2 separate regions of the Homo sapiens genome follow, and region 2 is linked to region 1. A link is a loop called in an ENCODE intact Hi-C map of the cell type or tissue named here. Cell type or tissue: ascending aorta. All regions are shown on one strand.

Region 1 (5,000 bases):
AAACTTATGGAGAAACTAAAGTAGTTTAAGAGAAATTTATAGCCTCAGATCTCACATTATTAATACCAAAAAAGTATGGTTGAGAATCAATGATCTAAGTTTCTAGCTCAAAAAACAAACACAAAAGTCCCACAAAATCAAATCTTCTAACGTAGAAGGAGGAAATAATACAGATAGAGCAGAAATCAGTAAAACGGAAAGCAGACACACAATCAAGAAAATAAAGCCAAAAGTTGCTTTTTTCAAATGAATAATAAAACGGATAAACCCCTACTAAGACTGATCAAGACAAAAAAAGAGAAAACACAAAGTACCAATATCAAGAATGAAAGGGAACATCACTACAGATCCCGTGGACCCTGAAATGATAATTAGAGATTATTACATTGTATATGCCACATTAGACAATCTAAATGAAGTGGGGGAAAAACTTTAAAAAATAAAACTTAGCAACATTGACACAAAATTAATTTTAAAATCTGAATACTTCTTTATCTACCAAACAAATTAAATTCATTATTTAAAATCTTCCTACAAGAAAACCTTCAGACACAGATGATCTCACACCAAAACAAACAAACAAAAGCCCTCACCCGCAGAAACCCTTTCAGAGTTAAAGAAGGAGCAACTTTACAATTTGGTTTAGGAACCATCATACGTTTGATATCAACACTTGGCAAAGATATTATAAAAAATGAAAATTACAGGCTAATATGTTTCATAAACATAGATTCAATAATCCCAAACCAGCTTCCCTCACTCCAGGCTCAGTTCTAGGTCTTCTTGCTGTAAAATTTTTCCTTAGGATTCTGCCCACGCACATGATTTCAAAGACCATCCTTATACAGATGACACGTTTTTAGAAATAGTTTCTCTCCAAATCTATCTCTTCAAACATCTGTAATTCATCATACTTAAGCTGAGCATTTCTTCTTCTTCCTCCCGTCACCATAGCACACAAATAACTAAATGTAGGAACTGGTGGCAGCTAAGAATTTAGTACCAAAAAGAATCCTTTGATAATATAGCTTATAACTCTTCCTGGTTCTAGTATAAAAGTTGGAGCTCATAAAATTGAGTTTACTATAAGGAAGTATACCTATAATTGTCCACTGAGGAAGTGGGGAAAGAAAAGGAAGGAGAATGAAGAAAAGGAATCATTTCTGGCAAGCAGTAACAAAGAATCATGTGCTCTGGTGTTGTCCTTACTTTCTCTTTGACCAGTGACATTTCTGCCTTTAATTTTCTATGACCCGTATCAAGCTAGACAGGCACAAAATATTGATCCTTATCCACATGGCATTCCACTTAAACAGTTATAATGGGATGAAACTCTAAAACCTTATGGATTGCAAAAATATTTATTTAAAAGGAATTAAAGTTGGCACAATATATCTTGTTCAAAGATTAATATTAGCTCCAATTTATTCTACTTGCATTCTTTAAAATCAGCTTAATTTTCATGGCTCAATGTCAGTCAAAAAACACTACAGTGAAGAATTATCAGTAAACTGCTAATAGGTATGGGATTCTTTTGAGGAGTGATGGAAATGTTCTGGAATTAGATGCATGCAAACCATGGTTTTCACAACCTAATGAATATACTAAAACCCACTTAACTGTATATTTTAAAATGACAAATTTTATGTGAAATACATGTCAATTAAAAAAATTAGCAGTGGTTACTAACAGCCTTCAAAGTTAAAAATGTTTTGTCTCTAACACTCTCTCTGAGGATATGGAGAAATACGACATTCATCCTTAATTAGGAACGGAGAGCTTTTCAAGCCTGCACTTAAAACAGAGAGCACTAAAAACTCTACGACCTAGACGGTTTTTTCCTTGGCTTTCCCCTTTTCCTGACAACCATGCTTTTTTTTTTTTTCCCCATGTCTTCTAGTTTCACTCAATATCGTTGGCTAAACAAGAATCACATTTTAAAATATACAACGCATCCTAAATTGACGGAGGGCTTTTCTCTTTTATCAGTCTAATTCGTCCTAAGCTAGAACTACCTCATGGGTGTGAGAACTGCTGGCTTTAAGCTTGCTTCCTTCAGATGCTCCTGTACCAAGTCAGCGGGATTTTGTTCTAATATGAAAACACAGCTGAATTAGCTTTTCAAAAGGGAATGGATACAGAGCTCCAATCCTGCTCATTTTAGGGCAAGTATTACAAGCTAAATTCAGGCTGAAAAACCAAGCAAACGAACAAGAAGTGGATCAATTCTCAGAGAACCTGCCATAATCTGGCCCTTGCCCACTTCTCTACCTCATGTCTCAAGACGTCCCCTCGCCTCCAGGTACTTTGCTTTATCATTTGTCCCGTTTTTCCTGTCACTCAGAGACAGCCTTTGCACGTGCTTTTCCCTCTGGCCAGGCCATTCTCTCTCTCTTAGCCTCGCTGATTCCCACTCATCTTTCACGTCTTCCCGGACCAAGCCAAAATATCCGAGGGAGTTTTCTAACCATCGGCGGTGTCCTCAGGGGCACATTAATAGACGTTGAGAAACTGAGGGACGGCGGAAAATCACCCCTTAGCAGAGGAGGTTCTAGGGCACCTTAGAGGTGATTTCATTCGAGCTTTCTTGGAGACCTTAGGAAAGCCAGCGGCGGGACTGCGGGACCTACGCGCTCGGCGCTAAGGGAGGGTCCAGGCACCAGGCGGGCGTTTGGGCGCACGGGCACGCGGAGACTTGGTGGGCCAGGAGAGGGATGCTGGGTCGCAGGACCGCGGCTCGTTCGTTCCTCTCAGGCTTGCGCTTGCCGCTTGCCGGGCCGGTCAGAGGGAGCAGCCCCGGCGAGCTACGCCCTCCCTGCCCGGACCCCACGCTCCACCCCCCGCCCCGCCGCCTCCCGCACACTCACCATCCGCCCGCACCGAAAGGCGCGGCAGACCGAGCAGGAGCAGCGCCGCCGCCCAGAGCCCGGGGAGGCGTCTGTGCCAACGGGCAGGCGGGCTGGGTCCCTCGGCAGTCATGGTCCGGGAGTGCGCGGGCCAGCGGACTCGGGTGAGGGCTCTGGCTGCGTTTGGGGTTGCCCAGGCCACTGCCCAGCGTGCGCCACTCGGCTCTGCGCTCTGCGCTCGGCTCACGAATCGCAGGCTTCGCGCCGGGCGCGCCGAGAGGGAGGAGCGCGGAGAGCCGGGGGAGGCTCGGGACGCAGAGCCGGAGCGCCTGGGCCGCCGAACTCCCGGGGGTCTTCTCTGTGGCGCCGAGGAGGCGGCTGTAACCCGGCTCCGCCTTCGCGCTGGGCACCTGGAAACCTCGGTGCCAAAAGGGGCTGCGCTGGGCCGCGCGCTCTGCGGGTACAGCGGGGCGGAGGGCGAGGGCGCAGGGAGGCGGGGAGAGTAGCTAGCCGGCCGCAAGGAGCCCCCGCCCGTCTGGGGGACCCTTGGCGAGAGGGTGACGCAGTCTGACAGGCGGAGCCCCTCCGGCAGGGCCGTTAGACAACGAGTGTCTAACTCTGTCCTCGGCCTCTACTTTTCAACTGGCCTCCTCCCCCTCCCCACCAACACTCTTTTTTTTTTTTTTTTTTAATGAAGAGAGGAAAATCTAAGTTACCTACCACCCTCACTCTAAGGTGTGAAACGCATGGAATAGCGAAATTCCTCTTTCCTAAAAGCGAAGTTTGAGAGTCACTGAGGAAAGGATATCTTCAGGAACGCTTCCTTCACCACTTTTCCTGGTACGCTAGTATTTCTCAAGGAGCAGTAAGAGGGCTAGTGAGATTGTCACCATTATCACCCACCTCCCAAATCAGGGCTTTTTGACCTCGAAAGGGTCTGAGATTCGGACTCTGTCGGTCTGGTCTGGGAATCTACACTCTAAGTTAAAGTGTCCCAATGGATTCTGCTGCAGGGGTCCCTGTTTGACTTGATTCCTTCTTCCTGCTCGCCCCTAGCCTGTCTCCCTACCACCAGCCCTGTTCAGTGAAAGAAGAACTTGCTTTCTTCATAGGTAGAGTAATAAAGATCAGTATTGTTATAACTGAGGCATGCGCGGTGCTCTACAATTTGCAAATCCCTTTTATATTGATGTATGGGTCAACAAACATCTATTGAGTGCCCATACATGCCTGTCCCTGTGCTAGACCCTGAATGTGGCTGCAATCGGTCCTAAAAATGTTCACACTTAAATAAAATATACTTACAATTGAAAAAGTGATTGGTGCTAAAGGGGCAGATGATTATCCTCATTTAATGAACCAGGACACAGACATTGAAATAATTTACTTTCTTTTCACAGTAAGAACTTGGATTTGAATCCACATCTGATTTACTACAGGTGTCATTTTTCAGCTTGCATTAATTGTTGAAATGTACTGAAAAGATTTCTTCTCTCCTTATTACTTCCCATCAACTACAAGGGCTACTATTAATGAGTAATTATTTTGGATAATTAAACTTTGCTTTCAAAATACAAATACTGGCCGGACACGGTTGCCCAGGCCTGTAATCCAAGCACTTTGGGAGGCGGAGGCCGACCAATCACCTGAGATCAGGAGTTGGAGACCAGCCTGGCCAACATGGTGAAATTTCCATCTTTACAAAAATACAAAAATTAGCCGGGCGTGGTAGCTGTTAATGCAGTGAGGTGTTAAATGCAGTGAGGCCTGACAAGTATAAATGAATTTACTTAGCTCCTTCCCTTTTTTTTTTTTTTTTTTTTTTTTTTGAGATAGAGTCTCGCTCTGTTGCCAGGCTGGAGTACCGTGGAGCGATCTTGACTCACTGTAACCTCAGCCTCCCAGGTTCAAGCGATTCTCCTGCCTCAGCCTCCCGAGTAGTTGGGACTACAGGCGTGCACCACCACGCCCAGCTAATTTTTGTATTTTTAGTAGAGACGGGGTTTCACCATGTTGGCCAGATGGTCTCGATCTCTTAACCTCGTGATCCGCCGGCCTCGGCCTCCCAAAGTGCTGGGATTACAGGCATGAGCCACCACACCCGGCCAGCTCCTTCCCTTTTAACAGTTAGCTGGTAACCTAAGGAGTGAGACT
Region 2 (5,000 bases), 150 kb after region 1:
CTGCATAAAGAAGTTTTTTTACATTTCTTTTACTGCAAGTCTGATTAATTCTTCCAGCTCTTCTATGTCTAAAAAAATCTGTTTTTTCCTCCACTTAAAAAAAATATTTTTGCTGGGCCAGGTGCAGTGGCTCACGCCTGTAATCCCAGCACTTTGGGAGGCTGAGGCGGGCGGATCATGAGGTCAGGAGATCGAGACCATCCTGGCTAACACAGTGAAATCCCGTCTCTACTAAAAATACAAAAAAAAAATTAGCCGGGCGTGATGGCGGGCACCTGTAGTCCAAGCCACTTGGGAGGCTGAGGCAGGAGAATGGCGTGAACCCGGGAGGCGGAGCTTGCAGTGAGCCGAGATTGCACCACTGCACTCCAGCCTGGGTGACAGAGCGAGACTCCGTCTCAAAAAAAAAAAAAAATTGCTGAGTCTAGAATTCTGTAGTGACTATTTTTTGTTTTTTGTATTTTAAGGATGGTGCTCCTCTGTTTTCTTGCTTTTTCATTACCAGTGATAAATCTGCTGTCACCCTTATGTTTTATTCTCTGTACATAACATGGCTTTGTTTTCTGGCTGTTTTTAGGGTTTTCCTATCACTGGTTTCTCTCTCTCTCTCTTCCTCTCTCTGGAGTCTCACTCTGTCACCCAGGGTGGAGTGCAGTGGCACCACCTTGGCTCACTGTAACCTCCACCTCCTGAGCTCAAGTGATCCTCCCACCTCAGCCTCCCAAGTGGCTGGGACTACAGGCACACACTACCACGCATGGCTAATCTGTCACTGGTTTTGATCAATTTGGTTATTATATGCCTTGGTGTGTTTTTCTTCATGTTTCTTGCACTTGTGGTTCTTTGAGTTCCTTGGGTCTATGGGTTTATTGTTTTCATAAAGTTTGGGGAAAATTTTGGCAATTATTTCTTCAGTATTTTTTCCTTCTTCCTCTGTCTCTCTTATTTAGTGATTCCAATCGCATGTATATTAGGTTGCTTGAAGTTGTCCTACAGTTCGTTCATGCTCTGTTCTATTTCTGTTTCTGTGTTTCGTTTTTGATAGTTGCTATTGCTATGTCTTCAAGTTCACTAATCTTTTCTTCTGCCATATCTAATCTGTTGTTAATCTCATCCAGTAAAGTTTTATATCAGCCATTGTGGTTTTCATTTTTTTTTTTTTTTTGAGATGGAGTCTCGCTCTGTGGCCCAGGCTAGAGTGTAGTGGTGTGATCAAGGGTCACTGCAACCTCCACCTCCCGGGTTCAAGTGATTCTCCTGCCTCAGCCTCCCAAGCAGCTGGAACTACAGGCATGTGCCACCATACCAGCTAATTTTTTTTTTTTTTTTTTTTAGTAGAGACAGGGTTTCACCATGTTGGCCAGGCTGATCTTGAACTTCTGACCTCAAGTGATCTGCTTGCCTCAGCTTCCCAAAGTGCTGGGATTACAGGTGTGAGCCACTGCATCTGGCCGGTTTTCATATCTAAAAGTTTAACTTGGATCTCTTATTTTTCCATGTGTCTACATAACATGTTTAATTGTTAGCTTCATAGAAATATATTCTAGGCAATAACATTATAACTTTTAATACCTTTGTTGTTTATGCTATTTGTGTCAGTTTAGAGTAGGTTTTGGTGGATTACCTTTTCTCTTTATTGTGGATATATTTTCCTCCTTCTATGAAAACATGATAATTTTTTGTTCAATGCCAGACATTTTGAATTTTACTTTGTTGGGTGCAGATATTTTTGTATTCCTATAAATACTCAGGTTTTGTTCTGGGATACAGTTGACTTAATTGGGAATAGTTCCTGTTAGGTCTTGTTTTTAAGATTTGTTAGGTTGTACCAAAGCAGTGTTTAGGGCTAATTATGCGCCACTCCTAAAGGAAGACTATTCTCAATACTCTACCCAATGCCCCAAGAATTGTGGCATTTTTCACTCTTGGTTGGTAGAAATGGGCACTATTCCTTGCCCTCGGTGAGCTCTGGCTACTGTTTCCTTTAATGCTTTTTGTTCATTCTGATTCCCTGGCCTTGGGCTTTGGGTAGTTTCATCACATGCATACATTGATCAGTGTGGTACTGAATTCTTTTTGTTGTTGTTGTTGTTTTGGAGATAGAGTCTCACTGTGTTGCCTAGGCTGGTCTCAAACTCTTGGGCTCAAGGGATCCTCCTGCTTTGGTCTCCCAAAGTGCTGGGATTACAGGCATGAGCCACCATGCCTGGCCTGTACTTAATTCTTGAGGGGCACCCTCCACAGATCTCTGGAGTTCTCTTTGTGACGTTCTCTCTACTCCAATGCTCTTGCCAGATAACTCCAGCTGCCTTGGTCTTCCTAGAATTTCAGCCCCATTTCTTCATCTCAGACAGTCCCATCAGGCTTGGTTCCCCCTACCGGTACCAGGGCAGGTTGGAAGGAGCAAATCTCAAAGCTGTATTTCAGAATGATGGAGACGACCTGAGCTAGTCCTTGCTGAATATGTTAAGCAGTGAGTGGTGAATAGGGCGTTTTAATGTGCTGCTTCTGGCCTTGCTACCAACCCACAGATCAATGAGGAAGTTCCTCTTCATGACTGAATGTCCTCACCAGTAAAATGAGTGGGTCTTGATACTGATTAACTGCTAGACGTCTTCTATCAATCGCCAGAAATGGTTTCTCTGGAAAGGCTCTAGGGTAAGCAAGTGACAGCATGGCACAGTACTAGAAGATTTGCCCCCTTGGTTCAAATTGATTTTTTTGTAGAGCGGAGGGAGCAGGGAGCTAGGCCTCTATTCTCATGATTCGGTGATGACTCACCAAGCTGTGGGTAAAGGAGAACTGATTGATAGGTAGTCTAGGACTCTGCTTCTCAAAACGTGGTCCCTAGACTAGCAGCACTGGCATCACCTGGGAGTTTCTTTGAACTGCAGACTGTCGAGCCCCATTCTAGATCTATCATCAGAATCTGCACTGTGACAAGAACCCTAGCTGATTGTTACGCGCTTTAATTAAGTTTGAGGGAGCGCTGTTCTAAGCGTGAATGGTTTCATATGCCCTCTAGTGGCTGTCCAGCAACTTGCAGGGAGCTTTAAAATGTTTTCTCATTTTAGGACCTTTGCACAGAACTGCCGAAACATTGAACATTTGAACCTCAATGGATGCACAAAAATCACTGACAGGTAAGTAATGAAGATTAATTGGTGACCAAATAGCCACGGGGAGAGAGAAGGGAGAGAAACGTGGTTGAAAATATCTTTAGTGCGTCTGCTCTTTTTCAGCACGTGTTATAGCCTTAGCAGATTCTGTTCCAAGCTGAAACATCTGGATCTGACCTCCTGTGTGTCTATTACAAACAGCTCCTTGAAGGGGATCAGGTAAGAGTGCCCATTGTTTGTGTCAAGAGAAATACCCAAAGCTATGAACATTCTGGAAACCTTCTTAATGGTCACGTTGGATCCAGCAAGAAATAGGTGACTCCAAGAGGTCCCAGGCATGGTCTCCCCTTCGGAATTTCTTGTGATGTACTAAACTCAGAGTTGGTCATTAACTCTCTACAGGAGAGACTGCACATAAGTTTTTGTTTCTTGTTCTCTCAGTGAGGGCTGCCGAAACCTGGAGTACCTGAACCTCTCTTGGTGTGATCAGATCACGAAGGATGGCATCGAGGCACTGGTGCGAGGTTGTCGAGGCCTGAAAGCCCTGCTCCTGAGGGGCTGCACACAGGTACCAGAGGGTTGATACAGCTGTTTGTGTTATGTGTCAGGTGTGGGCACATCATCCAGAAAGCTGCTTTTGCATTTTTCTTGGTGTCCCACTGTTCCCTCACCTGGATTCCAGCTGTCTTTTGTTTTCTCTGTCCACTCAGTTAGAAGATGAAGCTCTGAAACACATTCAGAATTACTGCCATGAGCTTGTGAGCCTCAACTTGCAGTCCTGCTCAGTAAGTAGCGTGCCTTTCCTGAACACTGTTTGCTCTATCTTGTCTCCCAAAGCAGTCTGCCTCAGGCCTCCCTGCAGCCCCCTAGGCACCTGAGATGGGCTGTGTTGCCACACCCTGATTTCCATCCTGTGTCCTTATATAACCTACCAATTTGTCACAAGCTGGAACAACAACAACAACAAAAAGGAATCATACTCAATATAAAGCCACTGACATCTCCCCTAAAAATAATACAGACTAGGTCTTGATTTTGTTGAATAGAGTATTAGGGACGCTATTGAGGAATGCAGTGAATTGGTCACTAAATAGTTTTAAGACATGAAGTGTCTTTTTTTTTAACTTATAAATTAAGGATGATGACTCCTCTCACGTTGTTTCAGTGGATAAAATGAAATAACACATGCAAAAATGCTTTAAAGAATAAAACGCATAGGCAAGAGCAAGGTGGCATTTTCATCAGGACATTAGCCTATGAAAAACTATTGGTCCTTCTCCACTGCCATTGTAAATGTTGATAATTGAAGAGGATGCTTGCTACATCCTACCAGGTTTTCAAGGGGAACATAGATTTTGAGAAAGGTAAGGGAAAACCCTTGCATTCAGCTTTAAATGAATATATTATAAATCTTTAGAGTCCCTAGTGGTGGGGAAAAAAACCAGAAACTATCTTATGGACAAACGTTGACCATATGGGCCAGGACTACTCAAAAATAGGACCTTGACTTACGTGTAGCATAGCAGTGGCTGATGGCTTGAAGTATAATATAGATGTGCGTGTTTATTTCTATATGAAGTAGTCTGTTTAAGTGAACATATTATTTTGAATCTTCATGGCCAAATTCATAGAATTTAAGGTATTTATCAATAATTTTGTGATTTATTTAATTTTCCTATTGTCTAAAACATTTGATGAAATATAAATATATGTGTATATTGTAAATATCTAAAGCATTAATCTGCAGAAATCCAATCAAATATTAATGTCAGTTAAACTAGGAAAGCCTCAAAAGTTCTTTAATCAGATTTTTAAATTATGAGTTTATAAATTTTATGAAAAAATCTATATTTTGATGACTAGTGAGGGAGAAATGGAATT

What was found. Peaks named below come from ENCODE experiments on the same cell type or tissue, not always from the same donor. Only the 100,000 strongest peaks of a DNase experiment are listed, where the experiment ranks them.
Region 2: it touches region 1 in a loop (2.9-fold over the local background); 7 of 110 quality-filtered maps call a loop at or near these places.

The regions. Positions count from the first base shown.
Region 1 is chr3:33,215,819-33,220,818 of GRCh38, forward strand. SUSD5 (sushi domain containing 5) reads right to left here and starts at 2,992. Exons shown (of 5, transcript NM_015551.2): 1 at 2,868-2,992. The coding sequence starts at 2,979. In ascending aorta, no CTCF peak of the experiment used is centred here; DNase peaks (open chromatin) are centred at 3,073 and 3,293; H3K4me3 peaks cover 4,103 bases; H3K27ac peaks cover 3,488 bases.
Region 2 is chr3:33,370,018-33,375,017 of GRCh38, forward strand. It overlaps FBXL2 (F-box and leucine rich repeat protein 2), which reads left to right. Exons shown (of 15, transcript NM_012157.5): 6 at 3,075-3,143; 7 at 3,243-3,338; 8 at 3,561-3,687; 9 at 3,830-3,904. Among named protein-coding and RNA genes, the nearest start is that of UBP1, 68 kb to the right of the region's middle. In ascending aorta, a CTCF peak has its summit at 3,028 (motif pointing left); DNase peaks (open chromatin) are centred at 2,808 and 3,013; H3K4me3 peaks cover 392 bases; H3K27ac peaks cover 902 bases.